Regions from separate parts of the Homo sapiens genome. Here region 1 is linked to region 2. A link is an interaction called in ENCODE POLR2A ChIA-PET data of the cell type or tissue named here. Cell type or tissue: A673. All regions are shown on one strand. Each heading gives the region's core, and the rest is flanking DNA. Links, peaks and the distances in the headings are about the cores only.

Region 1 (5,391 bases), core at 339-5,338, 280 kb after region 2:
ACTTTCCCCACCCCAAATATAATATTTTTTAAAAAGTATATTTTAATGTCAGATTCTAGCCAGGTCCCCTATCTACCTCTAGAGTGAAACAATTCCTTAAAATAGACTCAAGTTATTTTCATGCCCTAGAAATATACTTTTGGGCTTTGCAGGAAAAGGGATGATGCCCTATTGTACTTTAGAATGGGCTCTTAACCAGGGGGCCCATGAACCACTACAATATTGTAAACTTTAGGGAGATATGTATGTTATATACGCATTTTCCTGGGTAAATAAGTCCCTAGGATTCATCAGTCTCAAAACGCCTGTGACCCCAAAAGGTTAAGAAGCATTGCTAAAATGATTTTGTGTCATTCACTGTACCTAATTAGGATATAACTAATTTTGTTCCGCAGCTACCCGATCTCTTACATCAATCTAACTTACTTTAGATAGTACCATACAAATGCACGTTACTAAATAGTCTTATACTGGATCAGGAGGACTATGTAAAAGAAAAAGAAAAACTCTAAACAACTTTTCTAAACATTTAGTTTAATGAGAAAACCATTAGTTGAAAACTGGGTTTTGGAGCAATGAAAAGAAATGAAGGGTTGGGTTTTCTAGTGAAGAAACATTGCATTAATTCTTCTCAGTTGTTTCTATGCTGAAGAATCAGTAACTTATTAATTTCCTTGCTGGAAAAATCAAATTATCTGAAGCAGCAAAGGTTCATTCTTGTTGGTTTATGTGACACAATAGTTCTTATAAATTTACAGCCACGTACAAGGAAGACTTTCCTATGGCTTTTAAAACAATTAAGAGTAATCCTTCCCTACCTATCCCACTGCCATTTCCCCATTCCTCCATCTCCCAAGTTTTCTCATTTTCAGCCCGGTTTAACACAGTATTAGCTGGCCTTGATGAAGTAACACACTAAGCTTTCTTGCTCAAGAAAATGGAATTGGCCTGTTTCTGTTTGAAAAAAAGAGAAAACACCAAGAGGAAAGTAGAGGAAACAAGGGCAATATTTCGTGCAGGATAAGGAAGAAAAAAAGTCCACTTTGTTGTTATATCAACTTAATCTTTTTTCTCCATCTCATAAAAATATAAGTTGTCAACTGTAATTTCAATACCATCTAAGTTTTTCTAATTAGCACTCCTACCTGCTAGTAATATAAATAGGAAAACAGTGAGAGCAGAAGCCACTATCTTAACATACAGAACAATCGAAAGGGAAAGAATCTGTGAACAAAATTAGAAAACGTTCATTTGACAATGAATTGGAACCAATGCCTCTCATCATTTCTATTGAGCATTTTGACTATCAGTAATAACAAACATTTAACTGAGACTTATTATTCTGATCAACAAAACAATACAGTATTATACATTTTGAAAATGTATTCTTAAATATTTCAAGCATATTCCAAGGAAATATACAATTTAAAACATATACAAACCAAAACACATGGCACATAATTGAAGGAAGTAAGAGCAAATTAGGCTTCTAAAATTTTGAACTCTAAAGAAGGCTTCCTAATGCCTAAAAGAAAAACTAGAAGACTAGATACTCAAAAAATGGTAATCTCACCAGCAGTTTCTGTGAGCAAAAGTATATAAAACTCTTTAAGGTCCCTTAGAAGAAAAACCTCAAATGAGAAACAATTATATACTAAGATATTTACACATCTTTTCTAATACCAAATCCTAATACAATACTGTACAAACAGCTGAGTTTGAACTAAAAGTATATACCATGAAATTCAAAATTAAAACAAAACGAAAAATGGAGAAAAAAAGCAGTACCCAATTTCATCAGTTCTTTCAGAAATCACAAGTTGAACTCCAAATGAGTTTGTCCAGTAAAGATGGGCAGTGAAATTATTTTAAAATATTAAAACACATAGTAATAATTTGGCTAAAATTTGATATTAACACTGGCAGTGTGTTACAAAAACACAGAGTTCTACTTAAGATAAATTTAGCTAGAGATATTTACATTTTTAAATGCCTTAAACTCAAACCCCACCTACATTTCCATGGCTGGATAATTTTCAGAAATCTACTACCTATTCCTCTGAGTTACTGCTGTCAGCAGGAAGAATAAAGGCCGTTGGATAAATGCAATCAAGGATACTGAATGGGCTTAAGCCTCTTCAGTCCAATTTTATTCTTATGCTAAGCAAAATTTTCTTCTGAATTACTCTTTAACTTTAGAGAGAAGAAAATAAACTGGAGAACAGTTTTCAGGTGAGTAAAGGAAGTATAAACAAGGTCTTTAGGGCAGGGGCCTGCCTTGATCAGCTAAGTACCTGGTAGATAGCAGGTGGGCAATAGATATATATATATATTTTTTGATGAGTGATCCAGTTATAATACTAACATACACTAGATTATAAATTGTCCAGATGTAAACTTGAAGCCAAGGATCTACTCATTTCTTTACAGTCCCAATGTGCTTAGCCTAGAACAGTGTTTTACCAATAATACTCGAAACATTTTGTAAAAAAACTGAGTTATTAGCTGGGTTAATATATAGTCCTATGAATGATCACTAAAAGTACTGCTGTAATTCAGATTACTTGAATTACATAACTAATTTATTACTTAATCCAAATTTCTTAATGTTGAGATTAGTATAAAAAATTAAGTGGCTAGAGCAGTTGCATTAAGTACTCTAGAAGCAAGTTAATGCACTATAAAGTAAAAATATGTTTGAGATACTTCCAAAGCTGAATTAAGTTATCACTTTGATTTTTTAAAGTATATGCTAATATTGAGAACTGCTTCTATTGTCTATAAAAGTATATTCCCAAGAAAGTGGAAATTAGGAGATTCTACCCTGTTAATGAAAGAAAGATCAGTGAAATTTTTTAATGTTAGGGTAAAACAGAGCCTGCTATACAAAATGTTATTTCCTATTCATAGCAGCAAATAAGACATTTAAATGATAAAAGTATATTTTGAGTACTATATTATCATCACATAAGAACTTTTTCCCTCCAAAGAACAGAACACATCAAACATTTTTGAGGCATTGCCCTGAGATGCTAATTAGCACAAAAAAAGGGGATGGGGGTGAAGAATTTAAGTGGTACAAGAATGAAGTGCACAATAGAGGTGCAAAAGTGCCTTTAAAAAGTATGGTTGGTTTCCCCCCACTATTACCTCCAGGAATCAGGAACACACACAGTCTGCTGTTATAATGTATACTTCCTTCCTGTATTTTTATAGTAAAAAAATTATTAGTATGGCAGTGCTGACTCATGTGGAAAAGATTTAGTCTTCTCACATCACTCAAATACGGTTCTCTCTCGTGTCCAAGCCTAATTTCAATACTAATAATTTTGACAGGAATATTTTAATTTTCTCTTGTTTAAAGACTCAAAAAAAAAAGGCTCTAAATATGCTGTTATGGTTTGAAATACAGCTTTCCATCACATACTCTACTTGTGACTTAAGTTTTGCATCTCAAAAGATTACACAGTCCAGTTCAAAGTTTTGCAATTTCTGGAACTAAAGTTGTCAGTCTACTTAAAATATTAAGGAACTGGTTTGTTATAATAGGGATTTAGCTTTCAGTACCAGTATGTCTGGTAATTAGTCTATACTAGAAGCACTGGTATTCATTAAATGCACATTTAGATGCTTGCAAAGCCATAACTTAGAACATTATCATACTTCGCACTCTACCACAGATTTAGACATTAAGTATTTATTGTAAGTATGGAATTGGTTCTGTAATTTCAACTGATATGAATTTCTAAATATAAATAGTACTTCAGTTTTTCCTCATTCATGCTGGAATAAGATATAAATTAAATACAATTAAGTTACATTTAATCACCTCACAAAATAAGAGGGATAATGAAAAGATTTTGCTGGTATTTAACTACTTAAATCTGAGACATTTCACATTACTTTCCCCACTACTCCCCTAACTTTACATTAATTTTAAGGCTATATATACAAATATGTATATTTCCAAGTTAGGGAAAAAACAAATATAACAAAATGGACTATACTGGTTTTTATACACAAAATTTTGATTTTGTATTCAATGTTGTATTTTAGTCTTACATTTCAACAGTTTTCTAGTGGGAATCTGCCTACTGAATGATTACATGGTGATAAATACAATATTCAACCTAAAGAGACAAAAATACAGAAGGGCACGGAACAGTAATCTTTTCAATGCGACAGATTTTAAAACTTACTTTCACATGCTTAATCAGAGGAATTTAAGCCTAAATTAAATTAGGTTATTTTTATATCTACAATTCCTTAAGCTTTGAAAGTTATTTGTAAAGGCCAACAGCTAAATATTATCAACATGCTATATTTCAAATCACAAATACATCTTAACCACTTGGATTCTAAAGACATGGGCCAATTAAAAATCACAGGCAAACACACACTCACAAACACACACACACACACCCCTACCATAGAGTGTTAGATTGTCAAACTTTGACAATAAATATTTTAATTAAACAGTAGGCAAATCCAAGCTGATACACATCTTAATGAAAAATAAGCAGCCTGAAAGAAACCTATTTAAAAAATAGATTAAGGTACAACCAAGAATTAAATCTTTTAGTCTTTCTAATGGAAGGAAAGTTTCATCTATGCCTTGAGTGACAGTGTTGTCCAATTAAAAGAGACTAACATCTTTCCCTATGAGAAACGTCTCATTACAACGGCACAGTGTTTTAAAAGGCCAGGGTAAAAGAGGAATTACACATACATGATTAAGTTTCTTGTTTGTTAAATCAAGCTTTATTGATAAAATGGAATTCAGAATATCTTACTAGGAACAGCAGCAGGCCCAGCCAATCATGATAGCAAAAATGTGGCAGTTTCCTACTATATGTAGGAAGCTGCTGCTTATCAATTAGTAATTAAATGTAAGGACTTGAAAAGAGGTGCAAAGAAACAAGGCATTTAGCCCCAAGATTGAGATTCTTATGAATACACTGTATTATTACCTGCAATACTCATGGAAACAACGAAGGAACATCCTGAAAGACAGTTAAATGAAGGGACTGGCTTTATCAACAATGCCAACTCCCCTACCAAGAACATTTAAGATAGTTTTCAATAACTCCTTGGATGTTCAGCTTTGTAAGATTTTGAGGTTATTTTCCATAATCATCTGCACATTTGAGCGTGTAGCTGACATGGCTGCTGCTCTCCCTGTTCCAACCCCAAGTCCAAACACAACATGACTTGAAAGGGCTATATATCTGTTGCATCACACAATAAGCCAAACATTTCTTGTAACTTTGATAGTGATTTAAAGCAGTTCATAATTAAATATGAGCATTTTGTACAAGGACAATTACACTTTACAAAAAAACAAAATCATACAACAAAAATTGCTGGAGTCTGATTTACAACACGAATTAT
Region 2 (5,391 bases), core at 235-5,234:
CCCCATAGCTCCCAGCAAAACATCCCCCAAATCCTTCTGCATAGCTTTCTCTCTCAAGTCACACACTAAGCTACATTTTCCCCCTCATCTCTTTTACTTAACTGCTCCTCAAAACACTGCCCACCTCTCTTTCATCCTCTTTCTGCTGCCTTTTAGTTGAGTCTTTTCTTCAAGAGAAGCTTATGCTGCCACTTTGGTAAATCATTCTGCTCCCTTTTCTCTTCCTTAATTTTGGAGCTTTACCTATTAGCCCTGGCAACACATAAAATCATCCATGTGCAGTCACAGAATTGTCCTCAAAAGGCAACTGAGGGAGACACCATGGATAGAGACATTTGAAAATTTCCCCCCATGTATTGGGGTACTGTAGAGAAGTAGACTGAATAGGATATATATATATATCTATATATATATCTCTCTCTATATATATCTATATATATATCTCTCTCTATATATATCTCTATATATATATCTATATATATATATATCTCCTATGTGTGCATATATATTTACATATTTACATATACATAATATATATTCACATAAAGAGATTGATTATGAGGAATTAGCTCAAGTGATTATGAAGGCTAAGACAAACTGAGATCTGTGGCCAGTACACTGGAGGCCCAGGAGAGCTGATTTTGTAGTTCCAGTGCAAATACCAGCATGCTCAAGATCCAAGAAGAGTCGATGTTTCAATTTGAGTCTGAAGGCAGGAATAAAATGATGTCCCAGCTTGCAGGCAGTTAGGGAGGAAGAATTCCCCCTTATTCACTTCAGGGTCAGCCTTTTTGTTCTATTCAGGCCTTCAGTGGGTTAGATGAGACCCACTCCTGTTGGGAAGGCTGGTCTGCTTTACTCAGTTTACTGATTCAAATGTTAATCTCCGGCTGGGCGCGGTGGCTCACACCTATAATCCTAGCACTTTGCAAGGCCGAGGCGGGCGGATCACTTGAGGCCAGGAGTTCAAAACCAGCCTGGCCAATGTGGTGAAACCCCGCCTCTACTAAAAATACAAAAAAATTAGCAGGCCTGGTGGGTGCCTGTAATCCCAGCTACTTGGGAGGCTGAGGCAGGAGAATTGCTTGAACCCAGGTGGCGGAAGTTGCAGTGAGCTGAGATCGTGCCATCGCACTGCAGCCTGGGTGACAGAGCGAGACTCCATCTCACAAAAACAAACAAACAAACAAACAAATGTTAATCTCATCCAGAAACACCCTCACAGACATACACCTAGAATCAGTTTGACCAAATGTCTGGGCCCCCTGTGGACCAGTCAAATTAACACGTAAAATTAACCATCATTCCTCATCACATTTGCCTGTCTCACACAGTTCTTTATAATATGGGCCAGCTTTCTAGGCTCATTTCTTCTCATTTCCTTTCCCTCCTTTCTTGCTCCTTTCACAGCAGGCTATCTGTTCCCATGTCCTGCAGTAGACTCTTGCCTTGCAACTTCTCTCCCCTTCAAACACTGTGTGGCTTTAAGATTTAGCTGAAATGTCACTTCCTCTGTGAAGTGTTCCTTGACTCCTCCCCATTAGACAGAATTGCTGTCTCTTTTCTGCATCACCAGCATTCTGTGTGACTCTCAGTCATGTACTGATCATAGATGCCTTGTGTTTTATTTATGTCTGTGTCTGTGTCTGACATGTTTGTGTTCTCTGAGTGATCTCCTAACAGTTGAGAATGTGGTCGAAGTGGTTAGAAGGATAAATGTCATATATGCATAGAAATGACATCAATAATTATATTTGGTAGGCCAACAACTAGTTTCTCTTCATCTATAAAGACACTTTAGTTGGACTTAGTTTAGTTTTTAAGTAGAAATGTTAGTAATAATACACATGGCTAAAACATAAAGTCCTTATTAACATGTTGGGTAGTACTCTATAAATGTTTTGCATATATGACTTTATTTAATCATCACATTAACACTATGAAGTAAGTCATAATAACCCCACTGTACACATGAGAACACTGAGGTAGAGAGGAGTAACATAGCTTAGCAAGGTCACAAAGCATGTAGGTGTGGAACAGGAGTTTGTACCCAGGCATAAGTGTGTAATACCCATATGGTCAATGGGGAGAGGCAGAGGTCTGTGAAGTTCCCGGGAGGAAAGCTGCACATCTATGCCCTATGCCATCTATTATACAGAGTCTTGGTTCCTCATACCCCTACATAGCATAGCATTCTTTTTTTTTTTTTTTTTTGAGATGGATCTTGCTCTGTCATCCAGGCTGGAGTGCAGTGATGTGATCTCGGCTTGCTGAACCTCTCCCTCCTGGATTCAAGTTATTCTCCTGCCTCAGCCTCCTGAGTAGCTGGGATTATAGGCATGTGCCATCACGCCTGGCTAATTTTTGTATTTTTAGTAGAGATGGGCCATGTTGGCCAGGCTGGTCTGAAACTCCTGACCTCAGGTGATCCACACTACTCAGCCTCCCAAAGTGCTGGGGTTATAGGCATTAGCCACTGCACCCAGCTTTTCTTTGTACTGTTGCTCAACAACAAAGGTGTTTCTTCATTCCTTTTCTCCTCCATTTTCTCTCCTTAGAAATGCTGCTATTATGACACAACTCTTTCTGGAAAAGCACCATCAGGAACCACATGCATTCCCAGCCTGGTTTTTGTTACCAGATCTGCTTTCCACGTATGCTTCTCACAGTGAGCGTGAAGTTATGGTGACTGGCCTGTGACTCTGCTTGGTGGTTGGTGCTGCCAACCTAGGGATTAAACAATAAAGAGCCAATTGTATATTTCAGGGTTATTATACCATTTAATCAGGATTTTAAAAAATTGTATAGAGTAATGGAATCTGTAAATGTATTTATAATTAATGCTACCTTTATTTCAATGAAGTAAAAAAAATTGTGTGAATTATCGAGGGAGAAATATCTTAATTTTTCCTCTCTAGGAATGAGCAATTTTCCATCCAGAGTCTCCCTTCCCCGAACAGAAAGAAAAAAAATCACTATAATTTTCTGTTAGAAAAAAATGGGAATTAGTTAATTCAATATATTTCTATACTAAAAACTAAATAAAAACAAAATAATTAAACAGTAGGATATTACCCGCATTACCATACATAAATAACTTTAGTGTTTTTAAGTTTCATACATGGCAATGTAACTAAAAACTGCTGAAATGAAGTAAATATTCTTATAATTTAATTCCCTTCTTAGGAATATTCTTACCAGAATCTTGTAAAATGTACTATTGTACCGATGGCCAGGACATTTACCTTGGAGGAAAATGATCGTCAGTATCTAAGTAGCTGCTGCCTATAAATCATGGTATTTTTAGAGAAAAATCACAGTTCTTTCACATTTTTTGATTAGCAAATGAGATTAACGAAAATAACTTCACCTCTCACAAAGCTCTTTTGATAGAAGAGTGCATAAATTGAGCATTTAAATGTAAGAATGTGGGAGTTTTCAAGAGGATTCCTTGGTACCAGGCCTATCCATATGCGGCAGTGTTTGGAGCCAAGAAGCGGAATGTGTTGTGAAAGTTTTGCTTTGTGGGACCATCATGGCTTTGAGTAGCAAGTCACCTATTATGAAACAGCTTGGGGAAGGCTTCCAGAGAAAATATGAGAAATCTGCTATGCATTTAGAAATGCTCTTTTTCAGACATGGAAGGGACATTACTTGCAAAACTAAAATATTTTGGAAGAGAAATCATTGGCTCATATCCACTTAATTAGGACGTTTCAAGAGTCCTTACCCTGGTTGGCATAGAGAATAACTTCTATTTCACATTAGCCTGATATCCCAACCAAAAAAAATTTTTTTCTTCTGCTTTTTAAATTATTTTTTGGTGACTTAACTTGTCAATTCAGACTATTTTGAAAAATTAAAAATTGAAGCTGTCAAATTGGAATAAGTTTCTGGGGCCAAATTTAGATCGACCTTGGGCAAGTCATTTACCTTTTTGGGTCTGGGATTTTTTTTTCTCCCTGCTGTGTTTAAATAAGTTGGACTGGATCTCAGATTTGCTGGACTGGTAAAAGCAGATGTGTCCTTGGCTATAGGAGTAGAAGGTGATGTAGTAATTTCAAGTGCTTTAACTATTAAAGACTTGCTTTCTTAACCAGAAAGTTAGGATGGTGATATGTATTTGTTAAGAATTTGATCATGGAATGAACAATGATAGATGTGCAAATTATTACTTCTTTGTGCGTTTCTTTTCTCAAAGATCATAGGTACAAGCCTGCCTCTAATTATATGTCATTTAGATGTGGCAATTTCATTAGAGGATGTCAAGGTGTTTTGCAAACATTAGTTAAGACTTAAATCTCCCTGTGAGTGATTATGATTGTTTTCCTGGCACATAGAGCAACAAACTGAGACACAAAACACTTCAGAATCTTCCCAAGATTACCTTCCTGAACACTGCCATTAAGAACCACATGGACTGTTTGTAAGTTACTTGCTCTAACCTGCAGCACTATATAGTCACTTGGTAGAAGTCAACTAAGGAATTTTTGAAAGAAGGCCAGTCAGCCTTGGTGCCATTGGCTAAAGTTCTCAGACATGTCGAAATGCGTGTCTTCTATGCAGAAGTGGAGGCAATCCCATCAAAGTGAGGGAGGGACAGTTACCATGAGACTGACTGGCTCTGTCTTCTTTTCAGAAGCTGAAGGCTTCATTCCCACCTGGCACCTGGCACCTGGGTAGATTCTATGGCATTAGGTGGAGTTCGTAAAGGCAGTGTTTCTGAAGAATGGAGATGCCCTCCAAGGTATTACTGTGGATACACTGGAGGGTCCAGGGTCTAAGGGAGCAGGCTAAGGGTTGGATAAATGGTAACTATGCTGCCTAATTTCACTCTTCACAAAAGCACAAGAGATAGACGTCACCCTGGAGAGTGCTGTAGTAATCCCTAAATGCCTTATAGGATTACTGAACCCTACTTTTACAGGTTCTTTCTGTTGTTCTTTTTTTCTTTCTTTCTTTTTTAAGAGATGGTGTTCCTCTAAGTTGTCTAGACTGACCTCGAACTCCTGGGCTCAAGCAATCCTCCCACTTCAGCCTCCTAAGTAACTGGGACTACAGTTGCATGCCACTGGCCCTGCATCACTGGTTCTTAATACGGGAAGATTTTGCTTTTATGACTGTCCACTTGGTGTCATGTGGAGAAATGGCTGACAGACAAAAAAATACTAGTTGCAGTAGAATTTATTTATTCATTTCTCTTCTTTCATTGCCTTACTCCTAGACCACTGCCTCATTGGTTTTCTCATTTTCAGTTATTCCTTTTTCAGTCCATCCTGTGCATAACAGCCAAATAAGTTTATAAAGCACTGCTTTCTGTGGCACATCTCCTAAAAGTCTCCTATGGCTCTTCATTGTACAACAATATCAACAATAACAGCAACACAACAG

The links. ChIA-PET counts read pairs that join two places held together with the same protein. Peaks named below come from ENCODE experiments on the same cell type or tissue, not always from the same donor. Only the 100,000 strongest peaks of a DNase experiment are listed, where the experiment ranks them.
Region 1: POLR2A ChIA-PET joins it to region 2 with 9 read pairs; 2 of 35 experiments call an interaction of 5 or more read pairs at or near these places.

Annotation. Positions count from the first base shown.
Region 1 is chr14:60,292,703-60,298,093 of GRCh38, reverse strand. It overlaps PPM1A (protein phosphatase, Mg2+/Mn2+ dependent 1A), which reads right to left. Exons shown (of 6, transcript NM_021003.5): 6 at 1-5,391. Among named protein-coding and RNA genes, the nearest start is that of LINC02322, 28 kb to the left of the region's middle. In A673, for the core only: no CTCF peak of the experiment used is centred there; a DNase peak (open chromatin) is centred at 3,183; H3K27ac peaks cover 1,687 bases.
Region 2 is chr14:60,572,460-60,577,850 of GRCh38, reverse strand. No RefSeq gene overlaps it. Among named protein-coding and RNA genes, the nearest start is that of SALRNA1, 64 kb to the left of the region's middle. In A673, for the core only: no CTCF peak of the experiment used is centred there; no DNase peak of the experiment used is centred there.